3 separate regions of the Homo sapiens genome follow, and regions 1 and 3 are each linked to region 2. The links are chromatin loops, found by intact Hi-C in ENCODE. Cell type or tissue: endothelial cell of umbilical vein. All regions are shown on one strand.

The links. Hi-C counts contacts between places; a loop is a spot of excess contacts. Peaks named below come from ENCODE experiments on the same cell type or tissue, not always from the same donor. Only the 100,000 strongest peaks of a DNase experiment are listed, where the experiment ranks them.
Region 1: a loop joins it to region 2, with 2.0 times the contacts of the local background. A loop is called at or near these places in 4 of 110 quality-filtered maps.
Region 3: a loop joins it to region 2, with 2.4 times the contacts of the local background. A loop is called at or near these places in 3 of 110 quality-filtered maps.

The regions. Positions count from the first base shown.
Region 1 is chr1:199,108,536-199,116,535 of GRCh38, reverse strand. All of the region lies in intron 2 of LOC107985243 (a long non-coding RNA gene), which reads left to right. Among named protein-coding and RNA genes, the nearest start is that of LINC02789, 36 kb to the left of the region's middle. RefSeq lists an enhancer at 1-85. In endothelial cell of umbilical vein, a CTCF peak has its summit at 3,083 (motif pointing right); a DNase peak (open chromatin) is centred at 3,085.
Region 2 is chr1:199,417,641-199,425,640 of GRCh38, reverse strand. No RefSeq gene overlaps it. Among named protein-coding and RNA genes, the nearest start is that of LINC02789, 270 kb to the right of the region's middle. In endothelial cell of umbilical vein, no CTCF peak of the experiment used is centred here; a DNase peak (open chromatin) is centred at 3,240.
Region 3 is chr1:198,752,622-198,760,621 of GRCh38, reverse strand. PTPRC (protein tyrosine phosphatase receptor type C) reads right to left here. Exons shown (of 33, transcript NM_002838.5): 31 at 7,850-8,000; 32 at 6,218-6,353; 33 at 3,146-4,716. The coding sequence ends at 4,441. Among named protein-coding and RNA genes, the nearest start is that of PTPRC-AS1, 89 kb to the right of the region's middle. In endothelial cell of umbilical vein, no CTCF peak of the experiment used is centred here; no DNase peak of the experiment used is centred here.

The DNA of each region.
Region 1 (8,000 bases), 310 kb after region 2:
ATATAGAAAATAAAAGACAAGGTTAATACAACTGGCCCTATCATGCTGTTGCATCATATTAAGAAAACGTTGGGGTGATAACAGGGGAAACCTTTAGACAATAGGGCATAAATTGCCTTAAACAGTATAGAAAATATTTTATTATGAGAGTAGAAAAGAAGACCATGAGTAGAAGTATAAGCATTTCTTATAGACCAGCATATAACCAAGTTTCCCATTTATATGGCATTAGTCAAGAAAATAGATCTGAAATTTCCAGGATCTCTAATAATATCTTGGTAGAGTTGCAAAGTGTCAAGTGGCAAAGTGTTCTGGCAGTTATGTTGTTGGAGAGTATGTGGTTGATTGTTTAGTAAATTATACATAAAGATTAGTGATATTTGTGTATCACCAATGAAAATGGTTGATTACTATGATCATGATTCAAGACACAGGGCAGGAGGTTGTTGTGGAAAACTGGAGGTGGGTAATAGAAGAAAGTCCTGGAGTGGGTAGTTCTCTCCTCAAGGGGCCTAGGGTTGATTGAAATGTGCAGTTGCCTCTGGGGGAAAGTAATAATTTCCATTCATTTTTGGAATGTCATAGATAGTAGTAACCTCTATCAGATTTTCCTTTAGAGAGGAGTGTGCGTATTTTGTCATAAAGCAAGGGGTATACCAGGATCATGGGCTAAGCAGACAATGAGACTAAGCAACAGAATCCTCAATGTCAGAGGAAGAAAAGCAATAAATGTCTCATGTCCACTTTGTCAGGGCCTTAGGAGAAGTCCATGTGTGTCACTGGGATGGAGGCTTTGACTTCATGGGTAAAGTCATCTCTGGTGCTGGGGAAGAATTCGTTTCCATTGATGAAATCTTGGGTTGGGGCAATGTCATCCAGGATGTGGGACTGAGGATTGTTTTCAAGTTTATGTCCACTCACATTAATGTGGGTCTTACTTTTGTGGCTGTATGGTATTATAGTGACACGGAGCCATTTGTGTCATTTGGAGGCAATGTTAGGCCTGGGAGCCTGGCTTGCAAATATCTTTCAAGTCAAAGGGATTTTGGGTTCACAGCTAGCAAAGGTGATATTGGCATCATGATGCTGTTGTAATGGACAAATATGCCAGACCCAACTGACACCACTTAAGCCCCCATTAAGGATGGCCATGTCTAAAACTTTCTAATTAGTCCAAGGTTTCTATTAGATGGGTAATGAGAGGAGTTTTGTTGGAATTTGGTTTTGATTCAGATTTCCTAATTTGGTTGTTATTAATATGATGCCAGGTTATATGTCAAATAAAATATCTGTGCCTGAGTTTGGAGTGCCAGCATTAGCCTGTAGGCATGTCTTGTATTTTTTTGTTTTCTTTTTATTTCATTTATTTATTTATTTATTTTGAGATGGAGTCTTGCTCTGTCTCCTAGGCTGGAGTGCAGTGGCGCAATCTCAGCTCACTGCAACCTCCACCTCCCGGGTTCAAGTGATTCTCCTGCTTCAGCCTCCTGAGTAGCTGGGATTACAGGTGCCTGCCACCACGCCTAGCTAATTTTTGTATTTTTTAGTACAGACGGCGTTTCATCATGTTGGCCAGGTTGGTCTCGAACTCCTGACCTCAGGTGATACACACGCTTCGGCCTCCCAAAGTGTTGAGATTACAGGCATGAGCCACCATGCCTGGCCTTCTTTTTTTTTTTTTGAGACTGAGTTTCATTCTTGTCACCCAGGCTGGAGTGCAATGGCACAATCTCAGTTCACTGTAACCTCTGCCTCCAGGATTCAAGCAATTCTCCTGCCTCAGTCACTCAAGTAGCTGGGATTATAGGCATGCACCACCACACCCAGCTAATTTTGTATTTTTTTTTTTTTAGAAGATATGGGGTTTCACCATGTTAGCCAGGCTGGTCTTGAACTTCTGACCTCAGATGATCTGCACAACGCAGACTCCCAAAGTGCTGTGACTTGTATTTTTAGCCATTTGTTGTAGGCCCTTTGCTTCAGTTGTTGGTTTGGTTGGTGATGGGAAAGCTGGTAGAGACTTTGGGTTATAGGGCTTGTATTAGCCAAATTCAATGGCATGTGGGCTTCACCATTGTCCATGTTTAGTTGAAATAATGGCTTACTTAGATGCTTTGAGCTTGTAGATTGCAGACCAGTGAAATCAGAATAATACTGATGAGACCAACAGTCAACAGGATAGTGTACAGCTGCATTTGACAGGTGTTTTGGGATTTGGGTTTTTTTTTTTTTTAAGTTTTCTGTCTGTTCCTGACTGCTTTTACCCTTTGGTTGTTTACCTGATAAACTCCTGGTGGTCCTGGATGACCATGTTCATACATGGTTGCTTCCTTCTCTAGAGTGTACCAACTGACCTCTGAAGGATTTGGATTTACTTCCAAGAGAGTAGTAATGCCTTATAAGTATTTTTGAGGCTCTGGATTTTGAACATAAGGCCCTTGGCATGCTGGTAAGCAGCAGTTCCCAATAAGACATGTGTGCACAATCTGAGTGTTTTACATTATTGAATCAATTGCATGACCTTCTCAAGGGTATTAGGTGGGCCAGGGATAAAGTGTTCCTTTCTTCATTTCTTTTTCTATAAGCATCGTGCCACTGATTTACATGGGTGTGACCCCTTACATCCTGCTTTATCAGGAGACAAATTGTGACAGCAGCAAGGCAAGCAACAACACAAGAGTTTACATTGGCTCCATGTGTGCCTCACAACATATGAGAATCTCTAAACAGCATCCTCCCTCTACTCAATGGAGCAGACTGAAATGTACAAGGAAAATAATAACTTAGTTACCCCGCCACTTGTCAGTAATGCCTTGCTGATTGATAAAGCCCATTTCATATCACTTGGAGGGAAGTCTTACCACATTCCTTTTGGAGGAGACATTGCAAGCCTTAGCTGGTCAATATAGATGGATACTCCTGGGAACATTGTTCAGAATCTAGGCAATTGACTCAGCTTACACTGGGACTGCAGGAAAACTCAGCTTTCAAGTTCTGAATCTAGGGTGGGGATTTATAGTAATGCCTGCCAAATCCAACAAACAGCATTTGCAGCCACAGTGCAAGTGCATGCCAGTAGGTGGCGATACCTTTCCAGGCTGCCACTGACATCTGGTAGAACTACTTAGCAAGCTGTTATGGACTTGAAGTTTATGCCCTACTTCCCAGTTTAATAGGTTGAAATCCTAACCCCCAATGTGATGGTATTAGGAGGTGGCTGGGGTCTTCAAGAGGTAAGTTCAAGGTTTCCTAAAATCACCCTCAGGTTTGCTAATTCACTCAAAAGACTCACAGGACTTATTGAAAGCTATTGCACTCACAATATTTGCTACAGGGAAAGGATAGAATCAGCTAACGAAAGAGACATGTAGGGTAGAATCCAAGAGGATTCCAAATGTGAAGCTCTTATTGTCCTAATGACAAAGAATACCTCCTGGTATTGATGTACGACACTATCTACAGAGTATTGCCATCCCAGGAGCTCACTTGAACTCCCATGTTCAGAGTTTTTACTGGGGCTTCATTAGGTAGGCATAACTGAAGGATTAATTGCCCATATGGTTGAACCCAATCTCCAGTTCCTCCCTCACTATGAGTAACATTATTAGCATAATTTATTAGATGCAGCCCAAGAGGCCCACTGTGTTTCTGTACTATACACGTGGGAGTTTAGAAAAGTCCTGTAATGTCTTTAAGCTTGAGTTCCTTGTGTGTAAAAATTAGAATAATGATTTCTATCTCATAGGTTTGCAATGGTAAAGAATAAATTAATTCATATTTCTCACACATAGTAATTATGCAATAAATGGTGAAGTAATTAGGTCATGAGGGTGGATCCCTCTTGAATGCAATTAGTGCCATATAAAAAGAGACTTGAGAAGTTCCTTCCTCTCTGCCATGTAAAGTACAATGAGAAGACAGACATCTGCAAACCAGGATGGAGGCCTGGTTATTATTTCATTAATTATTAATTCATTATTATTTATTATTAACATATTATAAAATATTATTAATATTCTTCTCTTCCACAAAGTTATTCTTAATTCATTATCCATGCTTTCAATAAATAGTGAGAAAGGAATCAATGTGACCAGCTTATTTACACTACTGTTGGGAATAAACAAGAAGCCATGAAGCATAGAAAAGTGATTTTAATCCCTAATATAACCAGTTTTGAGTATCTAGATAAGTTTAAAGACATCTTCAAGTCCTGATAATCCATAATTCTGTGGGCTCTGTGGCTTTTTTGGTGTAGGAAAAGAAGTGCCTCTTGAAACAAGGACCAGAGTTAAAGTTCCAGCACTACATTTGTTAAGTGTGTGACCTTAGGCAAGTTGTCTATCATCTCTCTACCTCAGGTTTCTTTTCTGTAAAATGGGAGAAAATAATAGCTACCTCAAAAGTATTGTTAAATTTGGAAAAGATAGCATACTGAAAAATACACAGCACAGCACTGTGAATTACACATAATAGGTGCCTAATAAATAAAAATTTTAAAATTTATGTAACAATTAATCTCTTACTTAGTGCCAGTCACTAGAAGGTGTGAATGGTATAGTGATGAATAAAGTTTGATCATTGTCCTAAAAATGTATTTCATCCAATAGGAGAGATAGACAAGCACACCAGGAGTGACCATACAGTTGATAGATCTAATTTTTTCTCTTTTGCCTTTCAATGTAAATGAGTCAACCCCTGAATTTATGGCTTTTTCTCCTCTACTTTCATTAGTTCTTGCATCTGAATAGATCTTTGAAGCATTTACGCATGTAAATCAAATAAATAATTATTTAATTAGTGAAATTTCAGAAAATATAAAATGTAGGCAGGTGTTTTTTTGATAAGGAGTATTTGATGACTCCTTACTTGCCAACAAATAGACCCAAGTGACAATCGATAACTTTTTACCAATCTTCTTTTTCATTATGCAAGACTGATAGACAAATTGGGAGGTCAAAAGTACTAGTTTAATTGAATGCCGACATTTATCTTTTAGACTGTGGCTGTGAATAAATCATGTGAAAAATGAAGATAGCATAAATTAGAAAAGATTATAGCCCCAGATTTGCTTCTAATTTCCAGTCTGATCTTTGTAGGTCTCAGCGAGTTTATTTCCCAGTTTTCTTTTCTACAAATTGAGACTATGAGACATGCTATCTAAGGTCCCCACCAGTGCTATTTTATGGCATTTTGCATATTAAAATAGTGGAGCATTAACAATACATGCACAAAATATAGATTTGGAGAATGAATAATCACATAACTGTATATATGTAATTATCATTTTACTAGAAAAATTGCATAAGCTGATTAGATTTAGCTATATGAGTTTTTAAATAAATTTATCATTTCATATATTGCTCATTTTTCAGAAATATCACCGATTTTTAAAAAATACAATAAAAATATTATCCATTCAACAGAGAAGTGAAACTAAAAATATTAAGTTTTCTATTCATTTCTTTCACTAGTAATTATCTCAGAATCCCAAGATATGCCAAATCTTACAACATTAATATGCTTGCTGTCGAAATTTACTAATTCTTTCAAAACAGCTTTTGTATTTTTTCTTGACTTTATTTGTTTAGACCCTGTGCATTTTCAAATGAACACAATGCAGGTGATGAAAACAAATAGAAAGCAGTAAGATAAAACAAAGTAACAGTAGAGCAAGTGTGAAATGAGAGTTTATTGATGCTATTGTAGAAGCTTTCTCTATCTTGTAGGGCCATTCCATTTTTTATTACTAAATCTGGCAAAACAATGAAAACAATATTCAACACATTTTGAATATTAAGCATTTAACTGTATGTGTGCCAGACACTTGGCTAAGAACTTGACACATATTACCTTATTTAGTCCTTATTGTAACAGTAGTAGTTAGATAGTATTATCACTCCATTTTTCTAATGACAAAACTGCATTAGAGAGATTATATATTTTATCTACATTCCAGAAGCTATAAGAGGCATACTTTAAACCCAGGTTTTTCTGATGCAAAAGCTTACACTCTTACCCTTTTCATATACTGCTTCTCCTCAAAAGTTATCTCTTATAGACAATGACATCTTATTGCAAACCTCTTTGTGCCTATTGCCTGGTACAGCAATAAGCACATAGCGGGAAGAGAGAAGTCTAACACAGGAACATAGCTTTAGAGATTTAATGTTCTAGGTATACAAAGAGAACTAACATCTTGACATATTGGGCGAAAGTTTTTGCTAATATATGTAGTAATTGCTATTTAAAAAGTAGTGCTGTCTGCATGATAGGAAGTCTCCATCCTCATTCTTTAAATAATGGTTTAACAATGATACACCGACCAAAATAGTTTTATGAGGTTTCCAGAATCCAGTTAAGAAGTTGCAATACCTCAGGTGAGCACAAAGCTGAGAAGAGCTTAAATGAAATGTGTAAGAAGAACAATTTCACTATACCTGTGATAGCTCTTGCCCTAAGCCCATACAGCTCAGTATATATAGAGAAAGCCCTGGCATGTGACTCTGCCTTGGGGGAAAGAAAGAGAATCCAACATTCTGACTTTATGGAGCCCTACATAAGAGACTGGTTTCTGTTTCACCTCACTTCTCATTCAGAATACAGATAGAACTGACATGACATAGGTTGGAGGCCTGAAGGCAACTGAGAATAGCAGAAAGTGGCTGGCAGCCTGCAGCCATTAGTACCGCTTTGCATGATTGGGAGAAGGCTCTAATCTGAGACTTCTCCCCCAGAAGGTAGAAAGAGAAATGGAGTTTGCCTCCAATGTCCGAGCTTTTTGGAGAACTCCCTAAGGGACTGATTTCTCCCTTAACTACTTTCTCAGCTGGAGTGCTGTAGGAACTAGCACAGGTTGTAGGCCTGGGGGTAGCAGAGACAACAGAAAGCAGAGAGTTGCCTACAGCTGGCATGGATTTGCATGATTGAGAGAAGGTGCTCAATCTGAGTCTTCTTCTCAAGGAGAAAGAGAGAAAAATGGAATTTGCCTGCAACGCCATGTGTTTTTTGAGAATCGCTTGAGGGATTGGCTTTTGTCTCACCTCATACCTCACACAGAATGGGAGAGAGGGAGAGGAGCAGAGTGTGTACCCTACAATTCAGCTTTCTGGAGGACTGCTTGAGGAACTGATAGCGGTCTAGAATGACTAAGGGTGTGGACAGGGAGCTACTTGATGGCCACTGGGAACCAGAGAGCATGGGACAGCTTCCTCTTCTAGTACTAAGAACTTGTAAAGCCACATACACCAGAGTGCACAAGAGATTATGAGTTCCTGAATAAAAGTAACCAACAAATCCCTCTAATTGGGGCTTTAGATGCACAAGTCCAGAGAAAATACATTCACAGGAAAGGTTTGAGAGGTCTCCAGATTCTCTAGCTGGGCTGACCAATAAAAGTCTTTCTCTCTATAGTGCTAGTCTACGAAGACTACTTGTTAGTCTTTGTAGAAGTCTTCATTAGTCTTTGGGAAATGTGGCTGTTTTTTCAAATGCATAGATATAAACACAAAGCTTCAAAGAACATGAAGAAACAAACAAACATGGCCAAAGTAAAGGAACAATGTACATCTTCAGAAATCAATCCTGAAGAAAAAAAGCATGCAATATATTTGAAAAATAATTGAAAATTACTGTCATCAAGATGCTTAATGAGCTCAGGAGAATGATCCATGAACAAAAATCTTTAAACAAAGATACAGAAAATATGTTTAAAAAGAAAAAGCAAAAATTTTGGAGCTGAAGGATATGATAACCTGAAGAAATTCACTACAGGGGTTAAACTGCAGATTTGATCAAGCAGAAAAAAATAATCTGTGAATGCTGAGATATGTCATTTGAAATTATCCAATCAAAGGAACAAAAATTTAAAAAGAATGAAAGAGTGAAGAAACCCTAAGGGACTTATGGGGTACTATTTATAAGTCAATATATTGGAGGAACAAAATGAGAAAGAGGCCAAGCAATTATTTCAAAAAATAATAACCAAAAAGTTCCAAACTCTG
Region 2 (8,000 bases):
TCGTCTAGAAGAGTTTTTCCTCAGTTTTTTTTTCTAAGACTTATATAGTGTCACATCATACATTTAAGTCTTCAATCCATCTTGAGTTAGTCTTTGTATACAGTATACAGTTTGGTACTTCATCAGCTAGCCTGGAGAGATGGGGCCCAGTTTCTTTCTTCTGCTCATGGCAATACAATTTTTCCAGCACCATTTACTGAATAGGTTGTCCTTTCCCCAGTGTATATATTTTTGTTGACTTTATTGAAGAAAACTTAATTTTAGGTATGTGGTTTTATGTCTGGGTTCTCTGCTCTGTATCACTGAAAAGTGTGTCTGTTTTTATATCAGCATCATGCTGTTTTGCTTACTATAACCTTGTAGTATAATTTCAAGTCAGGTAATATAATGCCTTTAGCTTTATTCTTTCATTGTTGTTTGACTACTTGAGCTTTTCTTTTTTTTTTTTTTTTTTTTTTTGGTTCCTAATGAATTTTAAATTTGTTTTTTCTAATTCTGTTGAAAATGATGCTGGTAATTTGAAAGGGATGACATTGGATCTGTAAACTGCTTTGGGCCATATGTTCATTTTAGCAATATAGAGTCTTCCAATCTATGAGCATGCAATGTTTTTTCATTTGTTTGTGTCATCTATTTCTTTCATCAGGATTTTGTAATTCTTTTTGTAAAGGTCTTTTACCTCCTTGGTTGAATATATTCCTAGGTATTTTATTTTACTTTTGAAGCTATTATAAACAAGATTACCTTCTTGACTTTGTTCTCATCTTGACTGTTGTTGGTGTATAGAAATGCTACTGATTTTTATACAGTGATTTTGTGTTCTGAAACTTTACTGAAGTAATTTATTAAATCTAGGAGCTTTTGGAGGAGTCTAGAGTTTTCTAGACATAAACTCATATCACCAGTGAATAGAAATAATTTGACTGTCTCTATTCTATTTTGGATGCCTTTTATTTTGTTGTCTTGCCTAATTGCTCTGGCTAGGACTTCCAGCAATACGTTGAATAGGATTGGTGAGAGTGGGCATGCATGTCTTGTTCTAGTTTTTACAGGGAATGCTTTCAACTTTTCTCTATTCAGTATAATATTGTCTGTGGGTTTGTCTGTTCTGGCTTTTATTTTTAGATATGTTTCTTTAATGCCTATATTGTGAGAGTTTTTTTTATCATGAAGGGATATTGAATTTTTCTGAATGCCTTTTTTGCGTCGATTGGGATGATCATATTGTTTTGTTTTTAGTTCTGTAATGTGATCAATTGCACTGATTGATTTGCATATAATGAATTATCTTTGCATTCCTGGAATAAAGCCCACTTGATCATGGTGTACTATCTTTTTGATGGACTATTGGATTTGGCTAGCCAGTATTTTGTTGAAGATTTTTGTATCTATGTTCGTCAAGGATATTCGCCTGTAGTTTTCTTTATTTCGTGTGTCCTTGCTTGGAGTTGGTGTCAGGATGATACTGAGTTCACAGAAAGAGTTAGGAAGGATTCCCTCATCTTTGCTTTTTTGGAATAGTTTCAGTAGGATTCATATCAATTCTTCTTTGTATATCTGATACAATTCTGTGAATCCATCTTGTCCTGGGCTTGCTTTTGTGTGTGTGGGGGAGATTTTTAAAGGAGTGATTCTATTTTACTACTCATTACTGGTGTGTTCAGAATTTCTATGTCTTCCCGGTTCAATCTTGGGTGGTTTTATGTTTCCAAGAATTTATTCATTTCTTCTAAGTTTTCTGGTTTGCGTCTGTAGAGCTGTCTATAGTAGTCTCTGATAATCTTGTATTTCTGTGGTATCATTTGTAATATCACCTTTATTATTTCTTATTGTGATTATTTAAATCTTTTTTCTTGGTTATTCTAGTGAGTGATCTATCAACTTTGTTTATCTTTTCAAAAAACGAACTTTTCATTTATTTATTTTTGGTCTTAATGTTATTTCGTTCCGTTCTGATCTTTGTAATTTCATTTCTTCTGCTAGCTTTGGGTTTTGTTTGTTTTTATTTTTCTAGTTCCTTGAGGTGTGATCTTAGGTTGTTAACTTGAGGTCTTCCTATCTTTTTGCTGAAAAATCCACTGATAGTCTGACAGAGGCTCCCTTCATGTAACAAGCTGTTTTTCTAGTGCTGCTCTCAAAATTTCTTTGTCTTTGGATCGTTTTGTATTTATCTCATTTGGTGTTGTTTGGGATTTCTGCATCTGGCTGTTTACTTCCTTCCCCAGGTTTGGGACATTTTTAAACATTTCTTTGAATATGTTTTCTACTTGTTTCTCTCTCTCTCTCTTCTTCTGGAATATTCATAATGTGTATATTGGTCTGCTTGATGGCATCTCATTGTTACTTAAGCTATCTTCGTGCTTTTAAATTATTTTTTCTCTTTTGTTTCACTGACTGGCTAATTTCAGATGACCTTTTTTTGGGTTTCCTGATCCTTTCCGTCACTTGATCTATTCTGTTGTTGAATCTCCCTGTTGAATTTTTTAGCTCAGTTGTTGTATTCTACAGCTCTATAAATTCTGCTTGGTATTTTAAAGAATATTTTATATCTCTTTGGTGAAATTCCTAGTTTGTTCACGCATTGCTGTCCTGACCTTGATGAGCATCTTTATGACCATTATGTTAAATTATCTGTTGGATAAATCAATTATTTCCACTTTATTAGATTATGGAGATTTATCTTGCTTTTGTGTTTGGAATATATTTTTCCTGTTACTTCACTTTCCTTTAGACTTTGTGTTGATTTTTGTACATTAGATAAGATAGCCACCTGGTCAGATTGGCCTCATGTGGGAGTTAAACTTCATCAGCTAGCCTAGCTAGAAATACTGGGTACCTCTCAAATCTTCGTACCTGTCAAAAATCACTGCTTTTGTTCTTAGTGGATCGCAGGAGATTAGGGTGTGCCAAGTCTCAATAGTGTCTTGAAATAGGTGAGATAGAAGCCAGTCCTTCAAGAAAATGAAAAATTTTGGGTTCTAGATGTGAGGTCTAGTTTCCCTTCTCTTCAAGGAAACAGTGGAAGCTAGAGTTTATCTCTCACTTGCTCTGCACTAAACTGGACAGAGTATCTGTGGCAAATGTCTGTACTCTTGTTCAGACAGCACACTCTTTCAATCCATTGCTTTGCTCTTTGTCACTCCAGTGGATACCAAGTTCCACCCACTCTTAGAGACAGGTGGCTTAGCTGGAAGCTTAGTTCTATCACTGGAGCATTCCAGCAGGAGGAGCTGTGAGATGCCATTTCAGGCTCCAAGAGGACTATGGATTGCTTCATCAGCTCCCAGATACAGCCTAATTAAAAGCCTGGCCCACAGGCAACAGTTGGGATAGTCGAGACATTAGGTGTGCTGTCAAACTTCTTCCAGAAAGCAACTCAAAGCTTATCATTTGTGTTTTCTAACTCTGTCTTGAATTGTGAGAAACAGATGCTAGAAGTGTGCACTCATTTAAAATGGCCTCTTTTTTTTTGGCTGTGGTTCTGAGAAGTTACAAATGCTGATCCCTTTTAGCTCCCAGGGGGAGGTGACTTTGGAGCTAGTCCCTTGATTGGGAGCTGTAAAAGTTAGGATACTTGAGGTGTGGACAAACTCCTTCCAGAGAGAGCTGGAGATACAGCTTTGTTGCTAGAGCAAGCAAGCTGAGAGGAGAAGGCATGAGAAGTGCACACATGCCCATTCAAACCTCTGGAGGATTTCTATTCATTTTTCCTTCAGTTCCCAGATGCAGGCTAATTAGATGCCTGACCTTTAGGCAGGAGCTAGGAAAGTATACAGTAAGACCTCTTCAAGTGAGAAGCTGGGAGATGGACATTTTTGCTTGCTCACGCTGCATGGAACCTGGAGGGGATAGCTGATGAAAGTGATCATTAAAACTGCCTCTGTTCATTGTGGTGCTATAACACTCATGAATTCTGAGCCCTGTTTACTCCCAAAGCTAAGTGACTTAGAAGCTGATTTCTCAGCTGGCAACTGTAAAAGTTCGAGTACTATGTGTAAGGTCTAAACCCTTCACTCCTTAGTGAGAAGTTGTGAATTGGGAGTTCCCTTCTGATGGTAAGGTGCTGTGCTTGGGGTGGGGTTTGTGGTACAAGTATGTCTCAGATTTTTCTACTCAATTTAATGTGGATATTTTCTCATTTGCCCTCTGTGTGAAACTAGCTTCTGGATTTCTCTCAGAGGAACTTGATCAGTGTGTAAGTTATTAGTGAATTGATGGGAGGAGGAAACATCAGGAGCTTCCTTTTCCACCATCTTGCTGAAGTCCTTCAGTCTAGTGTTTAATTTTTACCACGGACATTTTATGCTCCAAGTAGCATTTGATAGGGTTGATCCTTTATGGAATTTTTTTAGCATTTGTCTTACATAAACAAGTGCTTCTATTTTTGTCTCTTACTCCATTGACTGTTCTTTGTCAAGATTATTTTTAAGATCCTCATCTTTTCTATCTACTCTGACTTCCTAGGTGATTTGATCAACCCTGTATCCTTTTTTCTCATCCTTCTGCACATGAGGGAACCCTTTATCTTGAAATCTGTCACCAAAATATTAAAATTAGTTTTGCTTTACTTCTTTTTGTTATTATTATAGCATTGAGGGTTATCTTTGTTTTTGTTGCATGTATCAGAACTTTGTTGTTTTACGTTATTTTGTGGTGTTCTATTGTGTGAAGATTCCACAGTTTATTTCCTCATTCTATTGGTGATGAAAATTGAGTTCTTTATGATTTGTGGATATGGTACATAAAAATACTATAAATATTCTTGGCTATGGCTTTCATTGGATGTAGTGCTTATTTTGGTTGGGAATGCATTCAAGAATGGAATTAGAGATATATCTAGTATATCTAATTTTAGTAGATACTGCCAAAGTTTTTTAAAATGTTTGTATCAAATCACACTTCTGTAATTAATGTGGAAGAGTTTCATTTACTCCAAAATTTCACCAACATTTGATATTGAAATTCTTTTTAATTTTAGCCATGGTGGATATATAGTGGTATGTCATGATTTTAATTTGCATTTTTCTGATGACTAATAATATTGAGAGTCTTTTCAAATGTTTATTGTTCATTTTGATATCCTTCTTTCTGAAAGTGAAGACTTCTTTTCAAGTCTTTGCTTATATGTCTTGAATTTTTACCTATTTTTAAGTTAATAATTTGAAATTTACTTTTTAGAAATTCTAAAATGCTTTTAGCATTTTATGTATTTGAGATATCTTTTCCCACTCTATAGCATGTTTGCCTTTTACTTCCTTTTCTTAATTTATTTAATTCTTAATTTGACATTAAGGAGGTACAAGTGCTTGTCTGTTACATGGGTATATTGCATGCAGGAGGGGATTGAGCTTCTGATATACCCATCACCCATATAGTGAACATTATACCTGATAGATAATTTTTCAACTGTTGCCCCTCTTCCAGAGTCCTCCCTTTTAGAGTCACCAGTTTCTATTATTTCCATTTTATGTTCCTGTATATCCATTGTTTAGCTTCCACTTATAGGTGAGAACATACGGTATTTGGTTTTCTGGTTCTGAGTCAGTTCACTCAATGGCCTCTGGCTTAATCCATGTTGCTGCAAAGGGCATGATTTTATTTTTTATGGCTGCATAGTATTCCATGGTGTATATTTATCACATTATCTTTATCCAGTTGACTCTTGATGAACACGTAGGTTGGTTCCATGACTTGGTCATTGTGAACAATGTTACAATGAAGATACAAATACAAGTGTCTGTTTGATGTAATGATTTATTTTCTTTTGGGTAGATAACCAGTAGTGGGCTTGCTGAATGGAATAGGAGTTCTGTTTTTAGTTCTTTGAGAAACCTTCATACTGTTTTCTATAAAGATTGTACTAATTTACATTCCCATCAACATTGTATAAGCAGCCCCCTTTCTCCTCATCCATGCCAACACTTGTTTTTTTGACTTTTCAATAATAGCCATTCTGGGGAGGGGTCAAGATGGCCAAATAGGAATAGCTCTGGTCTGCAGGTCCCAGTGAGACCAATACAGAGGGAGGTGATTTCTGCATTTCCAACTGAGGTACCCAGTTGCAAAATAACCAGCTAGCATCATGATGACAGGATCAAATTCACACATAACATTATTAACCTTAAACATAAATGGACTAAATGTCCCAATTAAAAGGCACATACTGGCAAATTGGATACAGTCAAGACCCATAGGTATGCTGGATTCAGAAGACCCATCTCATGTGCAAAGACACACATAGGCTCAAAATAAAGGTATGGAGGAATATATACCAAGTAAATGGAAAGAAAAAAAAAAAGCAGGGGTTGCAATCCTGGTCTCTGATAAAACAGACTTTAAACAAACAAAGATCAAAAAAGACAAAGAAGAACATTACATAATGGTAACGAGATCAATGCAATAAGAAGAGCTAACTATCCTAAATATATATGCACCCAGTACCGGAGCACCCAGATTCATATAAACAAGTTCTTAGAGACCTACAAAGAGACTTAGACTCCCACACAATAATAATGGGAGACTTTAACGCACCACTATGTATATTAGACCAATGAGACAGAAAATTAACAAGGATAATCAGGACTTGAACTCTACTCTGGACCAAGCAGACCTAATAGACATTTACAGAACTCTTCACCCCAAATCAATAGAATATACATTCACCACATAGCATGTATTCTAAAATCAACCACACAATTGGAAGTAAAACACTCCTCAGCAAATGCAAAAAATGGAAATCATATATGAACAGACACTTCTCAAAAGCAGGCATTTATGCAGCCAACAAACATATGAAAAAACCTCATCATCACTGGACATTACAGAAATGTAAATCAAAACCACAATGAGATACCATCTCATGCCAGTTAGAATGGTGATCATTAAAAAGTCAGGAAACAACAGATGCTGGCGAGGCTGTGGAGAAATAGGAATGCTTTTACACTGTTGATGGGAGTGTAAATTAGTTCTTCCATTGTGTGGAAGACAGTGTGGTGATTCCTGAAGGATCTAGAACCAGAAATACCATTTGACCCAGCAATCCCATTACTAGGTATATACCCAAAGGATTATAAATAATTCTACTGTAAAGACACATGCACACTTATGTTTATTGCAGCACTGTTTACAATAGCAAAGACATGGAACCAACTCAAATGCCCATCAATGATAGACTGGATAACGAAAATGTGGCACATACACACCGTGGAATACTATGCAGCCATAAAAAAGAATGAGTTCATGTCCTTTGCACGGACATGGATGAAGCTGGAAACCATTATTCTCAGCAAACTAACACAGGAACAGAAAACTAAATACCGCATGTTCTCACTCATCAGTGGGAGTTGAGCATTGAGAACACAGGACACAGGGAGGGGAACAACACACACTGGACCTTGTTGTGGGGTCGGGGGTAAGGGGAGGGAGCATTAGGACAAATACTTAATGCATGGGGGGCTTAAAACCTAGATGATGGGTTGACAGGTGCAACAAACCAGCATGGCACATGCATACTTATGTAACAAACCTGCATGTTCTGCACATTTATCCCAGAACTTAAAGTAAAATTAAAAATAAATAAATAAATAAATGTGTGTGCTCCAAAACAAATAGTATTAGCCATTCTGATTGGTGTAACATAACATGATATCTCATTGTAGTCATAATTTTCATTTCTCTGTTGATTAATGATGTTAAGGTTTATTTTTTTCATGTATTTTCTGGTTGCTTGCATTTCTTCTTTTGGGAAATGTTTGTTCATGTCCTTTGCCCAACTTTTAATGGGGTTGTATGTTTTTTCTCTTGTTGAGTTGTTTGAGTTCCTTGTAGATTCTGAATATGAATCCTTTGCCAGAAGCATAATTTGCAAATATTTTCTCCCTTTCTGTAGATGGTCTGTTTATTCTGTTTTTTTTTTTCTACTGTGCAGAAGCTTTTTAGTTTAATTAATTCCCATTGTCTATTTTTTGTTTTAGTTGCATTTCATTTTGGAGAAAATATCA
Region 3 (8,000 bases), 670 kb after region 2:
ACAATAAAAAAAGCCCAGGACCCAGTGGATTCACAGCTGAATTCTACCATATGTACAAAGAATAGCTGGTACCATTCCTATTGAAACTATTCCAAAAAAAAACTGAAAAGGTGGAACTCCTTTTTAACTCATTCAGTGAGGCCAGCATCATCTTGATACCAAAACCTGACGGAGATACAACAAAAAAAGAAAACATCAGGCCAATATCCTTGACAAATGTTGATGCAAAAATTCTCAACAAAATACTAGCAAACCAAATCCAGCAGTACATCAAAAAGCTTATCCACCATGATCAAGTAGACTTTATCCCTGGGATGCAAGGTTGGTTCAACAAACACAAATCAATAAATGTGATTCATCACAGAAACAGAACTAAAGACAAAAACTACATGATTATCTCAATAGCTGCAGAAAAGATTTTTGATCAAATTCAACATCCATTCATGTTGAAATCTCTTGATAATCTAGGTATTGAAGAAACATACCTCAAAATAATGAGCGCCACATATGATAAACCCACAGCTACCATCATACTAAATGAGTAAAAGCTGGAAGTATTCCCATTGAAAACCGCCACAAGACAAGGATGCCCTCTCTCGCCACTACTGTCCAACATAGTATTGGAAGTTCTGGCCAGGGCAATCAGGCAAGAGAAAGAAAGCAAGGGCATGCAAATAGGAAGAGAGGAAGTCAAACTATTCCTGCTTGTAGCCGTCATGATCCTGTATCTAGAAAATCCTATAGTCTCAGCCCAAAAGCTTCTCAGGATAATGAATAACTTTAGCAAAGTCTCAGGATACAAAATCAATGTGCAAAAATCACTAGCATTGCTATAACCAACAATAGCCAAGCTGAGAGGCAAACTCCCATTCACAATTGCCACAAAAATAATAAAATGCTTAGGAATACAGCTAACTAGAGAGGTGAAGTCTCTCTCTGCAAGGAGAACTACAAATGTTCTTTTAAGTGAAGTAGATATAGTTGATTCTTTCATGTTAAAGCTGCGAGATTAAAAAAAATAGGATGCCAAGTTAAATTTAAATTTCTAATAAACAAGAAACAATTTTTGGTGCAAATATGTCCCAAATACTGCATGAGACATACTTGCACTAAAAAACTATTCTTGTTTCATTTAAAATTCGAATGTAACCCAATGCCTTGTATTTTATCTGACAATCAAATTTCATGTCATTTTGAAGAAAGTAATCATGGATAGTTTGAATAAAGAAGAAGAGTTTTCTTTACGGGATCTTAGCAAAAAACAAGAATTCATTTGTTGTAAGTTATCAAAAGCTTTTAATTGTCCTACAAATATAATTAAAATTTAGGAATCACTTTTGATTTGGGCAAAGAATAAAATGTAAAGAGAAATGTAAAGAGGTTTACAAAAGAATGAATACAAATAAAATGGACCCTTAGAAGAATAAATATTTTCACTTAAAACAGGACATAAAAAAGCCTAATTTTGAATGTCTTTGAAGAACCTTCAGATCATTCCAGATGTAAAATTTGTGTAGGAGATTGAAAGCATAGCCTTTTCTACTCATTTTAACAGATATTCATTTCCTTTGAAGTGATATATTTTAAGGTCTTCATATCAAGAAACATGCTGCAATTAGCTAGGAGCAAATAGCATTCACTTATTCAGATCTAATATGGTGTTATGAAATCATCTTATAACCAATATCTGGTATAAATCTAAAATTAAGATCAGTCCTAGTTAGTTGTAAAAATAAATTTTATGTTTAATATTTTAGAGGGAAAAAAACAGGAAAATTTCTCTGTACAAATATAAGAATTCTGAGGGGAAGCTTAACGCATTTAAAATTATCTTTGCAAAGACAGATGTTCAGCTAATCACTTTACACAGTTTTCCTCTTGCAAGAAAATATTAAAATATATATATCTCTTAAATGAAAATATTTATTTGTCACTTATGTACACAATTAATAGCTTGGGACCTGAAGTTTAGGCTTACTAAATGTATCTTTTATTCCCATTGAATTCTAATACCAGGAATAAAGCAAACAACTTTAAAAGAAACCTAGAAGTTTCTTTTTGCCCAATAAATGTAATGTTCTGGATTCATAACATTATCCCTACAGTGTACCAGGCTTTTGTAAGTCAAAACTTTTTGCTTAATATTTCTGACTGGATCCTAGAATTAATAATGGCAGTGCCAAACTTTAGCAAATAAATCTTTTATACCTTGTAACAGATCCCCATTAATGCAACCCATGGCCATAGACATAGACCTATAATTCACATATTATTTCTTTCTACAGGTAAAAATCATAGACATATAATTCCATGTTCTAGTGCCATGGGTCTCACCTTCGGTTTAGTATATGTTCTCACAAAGTAGTGGGCTTTCTGAGCCACTATTTCATCTCTTTCTTTACAACAAATTCCCATATGTAGAAAAAAAGTCTCAAGCTTGATTCTTAAACTAATAGAAATTATTATTGCTCTATTTTCTAAGTAGTTTTTAATCTTTCAAAAGATAGTGTCAGGTGGAAAACACATTTAAAACACACAACTACATTTGGAAGATGTTACTTGCAATTGAAACTTCTGAAGAAAAACTTTGCTTGTAGATTATTTAGACTTTCTGCTATTTGTATTTTGAAGCAATTAACAGATAAAGTAGGCATACATCATAATGTTCTATTGAACATGAGAACTGCAAATTTTAACTACATTATCTAGAAAATGGCAACTGATCAAGTTTCAATAAAAGAAAAGAATGCATAATAGTTTGAGTGACTGAAGAGGTAAGTGAAAGCAAACTTTATTTTTTGTGCCCATAATTGGTGATTCTAATCCCCTTTTCTCATTAATAAGTAAAGATGTAATAAGTAACCTTAATATAAATTAGAAACTGTGGCTTCATTGTAAAATTTACTTCTTTTCATCTGTTAAATAAGCACAAGGATCTATATACTACTATAAGGGTTAATTGTTAATTTTATATGTTACAATAGTGAAATAATTAGAAGTAGGGACACAAAATAAATGTGAGTTGAATGGACAATAATCGGTGCTGTATAGTTAAGACATATAAAATCAGACAAAAGAGTAAAGATATAGAAAACCAAACCAATCTAAAGGTTGTGTTTGACCTTCATGATAAGCTATTACAGAATTCACCAAAACGAGTTTTTATTACTTCATGAAAAATACCACTATTCTTGATTTTTTTTTTCTAGATCTTAAACAATTATTAGACTATTGGATAATTGGGGCCTGTAAAAGTGTCCTGCAAATGTTAATAAATGCATTAAACATATTTCAATAGGTGCATACACATTTCATATTTGAACATATAACACAATGTATTATAAACAAGAAAAAAATAATGGTTGAATTTTATTATGATTAGCGACATCCATTCCTGGTAAAAACATTCTAAGCATTGGAGAAATTCAAAGTAAATGCTTTAATGAAAGTTATGAATGGGATTTAACATGGGAACTATGCATATGCAATATCATATTTTTCATATCAATGAAAAATTCCATAAAAATAGCTATATTAAATTTCATATGTAAATATTTAACAAATATGTTTGTATTCTTCTATTTTTATACAATGAATATTAATACATATTGCATTTATTTATTTTAATGACATTTATTTAAGTTCAATTGTACAAAACCTAATTTGTTGTCAAAAGTATCAAGCAATAAATTTTAAATATTGTACAGGGAATAATCGAGCATGCAAAATTGAAAACCCCATGTAAAGACAGCATGATAAGCTCACTGGAAATTTTTTAATTAAATAAGCTTAAAAAGACATTGGACTAAATGCTAATATATGGAATATAAGATTTCCCAATGTTAATTTAGTTAACAACTTTTTTGTAGTAGCATACACACACATACCACCTTTATGTACTATCTCTAGAAGTAAAATAGTAAACTATATAAGATAGATATATATGAGTAGAACAAGGAGGACATCTTGAGGTCATTTCAGAAATGTACATGATTTTATTGAGTCTGCACACAGTTTATGATTTTTAAAAACAGATCCTTCAAGCTAAGTTAACACTTCTAATATAAAATGTATTTTTTCTTCATAAAAACAAAGGAAAAGCAAAAGCTTTTAGATTCACTTGAAAGAATTCTCTCTCTTTCTCTGTCTCTCACACAAACACACACCCATACACACATACATATACACACATAACGATTACAAAGAAGTTGTTTTTTACTGAATAAGAGATAAAATTTTAAAATAAGCATACGTCTGTACAAACTGTTCTGGCAAAACTATCTTAAATATTTTTCCACAGTAGTAAAATATAACCCTTCTACAAATATTGGTTCGCTGCATTTAATTAATCCACTGTATACCTATTTTCACTTCCTACTTCTACAAAAATAGAAATAACAGCTAACAGGAGGTTTGGAGTTTCCTCATTTATGTCTTTTCCTATGAACCTTGATTTAAAGCTGGACTTGCAGGACCATTGACAGAATGTTCTGGCCCCTCAGTGCCACTCGTGGGTTCAGAACCTTCAGCCTGTTCCTTTGCTTCAGGGAGCTTTTCTGGGGCACCAAGTGGATTAACACAATTAGCATCCTGCTTTACTTTGTCCACTTCATTATCAAATTCAATTTTATCTTCTTGATGGTTGTTTTTCTTTACTTGTCCATTCTGAGCAGGGTAGGTGCTGGCAATGACGTCATATAGGAATTGATATTGCTCCTAGTAAAGGAATTAAGTGGGAAATTACATGAAGAAAGTTGATGTCATTATTTTTATGCCAGATGAAGATTAGCAAGAACTAATGATTTATTTGTGGAAGTATTGGATGACAGAAAAGTACTTTTTGATATGTTCTCATAAAAACATCTAAATAATTTAGTTTCTTTATGGTGCTAAAGGGTTGACTGCAGGATACTTTTTGAACTTTACCTTGGAGCAACCCCAAACCAGTGTTCACTCCGCTCATGGGCCATTTCCATGCCTTTGCTCATGATGCCACGTTTTGTACTTATCCTCCTGTCTAATGCCTACACATTATTTAAGAATCAGGGCAGGAATCACTGCTTCGAGAAGCGTTTCTTGATTCCTAAAGTTTAAATTAAATGCCCTCATTCATGTTCTTCTTATAATTTTTCTGTCATTTTACTCACTACATTGATTAGTAAATACCTGGCTTTCCCTCATACCAATTAGCTCTTTATAGCAAGAGCACATAGCAAGCATTTGATACATTTTTAAGTACCAAGATATGAAATCTCAATATCATACATGATTAAAAGCTTTATATATTTTAGTGAGTAATTAAGTTTACACTGTGAATAAGGATTAATTCCCAGATGACCATCTACAGTTACTACCACATAGAGGGTATACACGATAGATCGATTACAAGAATATAAAACTTATTTTCCTTCCTGTATCCACATTTCTTTGCAATGTGAATTTGCAGGCCCTCTCAAGAAGTGGAGTCTATTTCCCTACCCCTTGAATCTGGGCAGGCTTTATGACTTATTTATTTGGCTAATAACATACAGAAGAAGACATGTGTGTCACTTTTAAGCCTGGGCCTCAAGTGGTCTCACACAAGTCTTCTTTCCCTTGTGGAACTTGCTGCTTTAATGTGAATAGGCCTGGGCTAGTCTTCTGGATGAGGAGGGACATGTGGCCCACTCACTGTTGTTGCCATAGCTAAATGGCAGCCACATGCCAGCCTACTGGCAGTGTAGGTCACTTTAGACCAGCCAAACTGTAGGGCACACATCAGCTGAAGGCAGACACATGAGTCAGCCTGGTCTCTATTGCCTGAGCCTGAGGGCACCAGCAGAACATTCCAGCATATCATTAGACTACTGAACCATAATAAATGTTATTTGTTTAGGCTCCCAAATTTGGGGGTGGTTTGTTACACAACACAAATCGATACAGGAGTGAAGGAAAGAAAATTAAGAAATTCATGAGCATTTAGGGAAAGGCTCTTCATGAACTGTCACAACAAAGTGCTAGTAAACTTTAGGCTCTTATTTAGACTTATAATAATTTAATGTGAATTATCATGTAAAAGTAGAAAAGCTAAAAGAATAGGAAAGAAAATAGAGAAGAGAAAAGGAAAGGGGAAAAAAGAACAAACGAGAGGAAAGGAGAGGAGAAAAGAAAAAAGGAAACCGTCAAAAAGAAAAAAAAAATTCCGAGCATGTTAAAAGCAATGGTGAAGGATACTTACGAATGTGGAAACCATGCCTGGCCTAGCTTTGCGTAGAGCTTTTACCACTTGAAAAATATCCACTACCTCTTCTGTTTCCGCACTTTCTAAGAGATTTAACAAAGCACAAAATATTCCCGTTTGCTGAGATCCATCCCTATAAAAGAAAGAAAAGATAGAAAATAATCCTACTTCTCACCAAAAAGGGTGATATTAGAATAAAAACAGGAAGAGAGAGAATATATTTTTTGCTTCATGTTTATCATAATTATCTTATTCCAACCTCTTTCAAGAACCAAATTATTTACGCTAAATGCATTTTTAGGCAAATTTTTCAATTTAAGAGTGTGATAATCCTGGAATTGAAAACTTATTTGTCTTCGACTTTACAAATATATTTTCTTTTATTTAGTATTTTATGGATTTTAATGCATTTTTATTTACATCTGAAGTTGTTGAAACCAATATCAGAATGCCAGTATGATAGATAAGGAAACCAAGATTTGGAGAAGAGAAAGCTGATGTAATCAGAAATATTAGACCTAATATTTTGTAAATTACTAGAACACATGCTCTTCTTCACTCTTCTGCCTCTCTACCACGTTTCACAAATGTTTTCACTTCTGCATCAGTAGAAAAGTAATACCTAGTAGAATTATTCACTAAAAAGAGGGCAATCAAATAGTTTACCAAACAATGAGAAGTATAAAGCATTATCATAAAGATTCAATTTAAACAATATGTTATCAGCAGGACACTTTAGTTATTGTACATAAATCATATTCTAAGAAACATATATAGTTTTACAGTGTAAACTTCCCTTCCTCAGCTTTCTTTCCACATAAATGCTGAAAATTCATATATTTCTTAAGGCTTGATTCTAGTATATGCAATTCCAATAATAACAATTAGACTTTTTCAAAAATTCCAAAAGTTTTTCACTAGATAAACATTTCTCATTTTACTTTACTATTTTTCGTTTCTCATTTACTTCAATATTCTTTTTCATGTAAACTTTTATATTATATATCTTTCTTTCAATTATATTGCTTATTTAAGGTGAATATGTAAGCACCTATCACAGATGAAGAAACTAATAAAATCTAGTAGTATTATTGATATTACCACAATCTTTGCCTTTGGTTCAGTTTAGAAAATTAAATAATGAGTTTCAAATCAAAATTGCTAAGCTTTGTGATTTCAGTTAATATTTAACTTAAAATATGTTTAATAAACTTTGTGTTCATTAAACATATTAGGTGTCTTTGTGACACCTAATAGAGTAGATCAATGTATATGGGTATATGTGTAAGGTGATACCCATCTACCTATCTGTTCACACACCCTTCCATTCATTAATTCATTCACACAAATGACATTCCTGGCTCAATGTTAGCTACCAAGGAATCAAAGATGACATGACACCAAGTATTAAAAAACACAACTTAAAATTATTGCACTATAATATAATCACTTCTATTATATTTCTACAATAGTTGTGTTGTGGAAACAACCAAGAGAGTGACCGACTCCATAAGAAGTTTTTACTGTGGTTATGTGTTTCATATATGAGGATAACTAGATAAGACAACATGTGAACCGAGAAGTCAAGCATTATGATTTTGAGAGCACATTCTACCAAATCCCACGCACCTGCAGTGAATGAGTAGAGGTGTACTCTTGTGATGCTTGTTCCCTTCAGAGGAATTCTTCTGGGGAAGTTTTTGTTTGACGACCTGAATCATAGAGATTAATTCCTTGGGTTCTGCAGGAAGCTGCTCCACACTCCAGTTTGTATATTGGT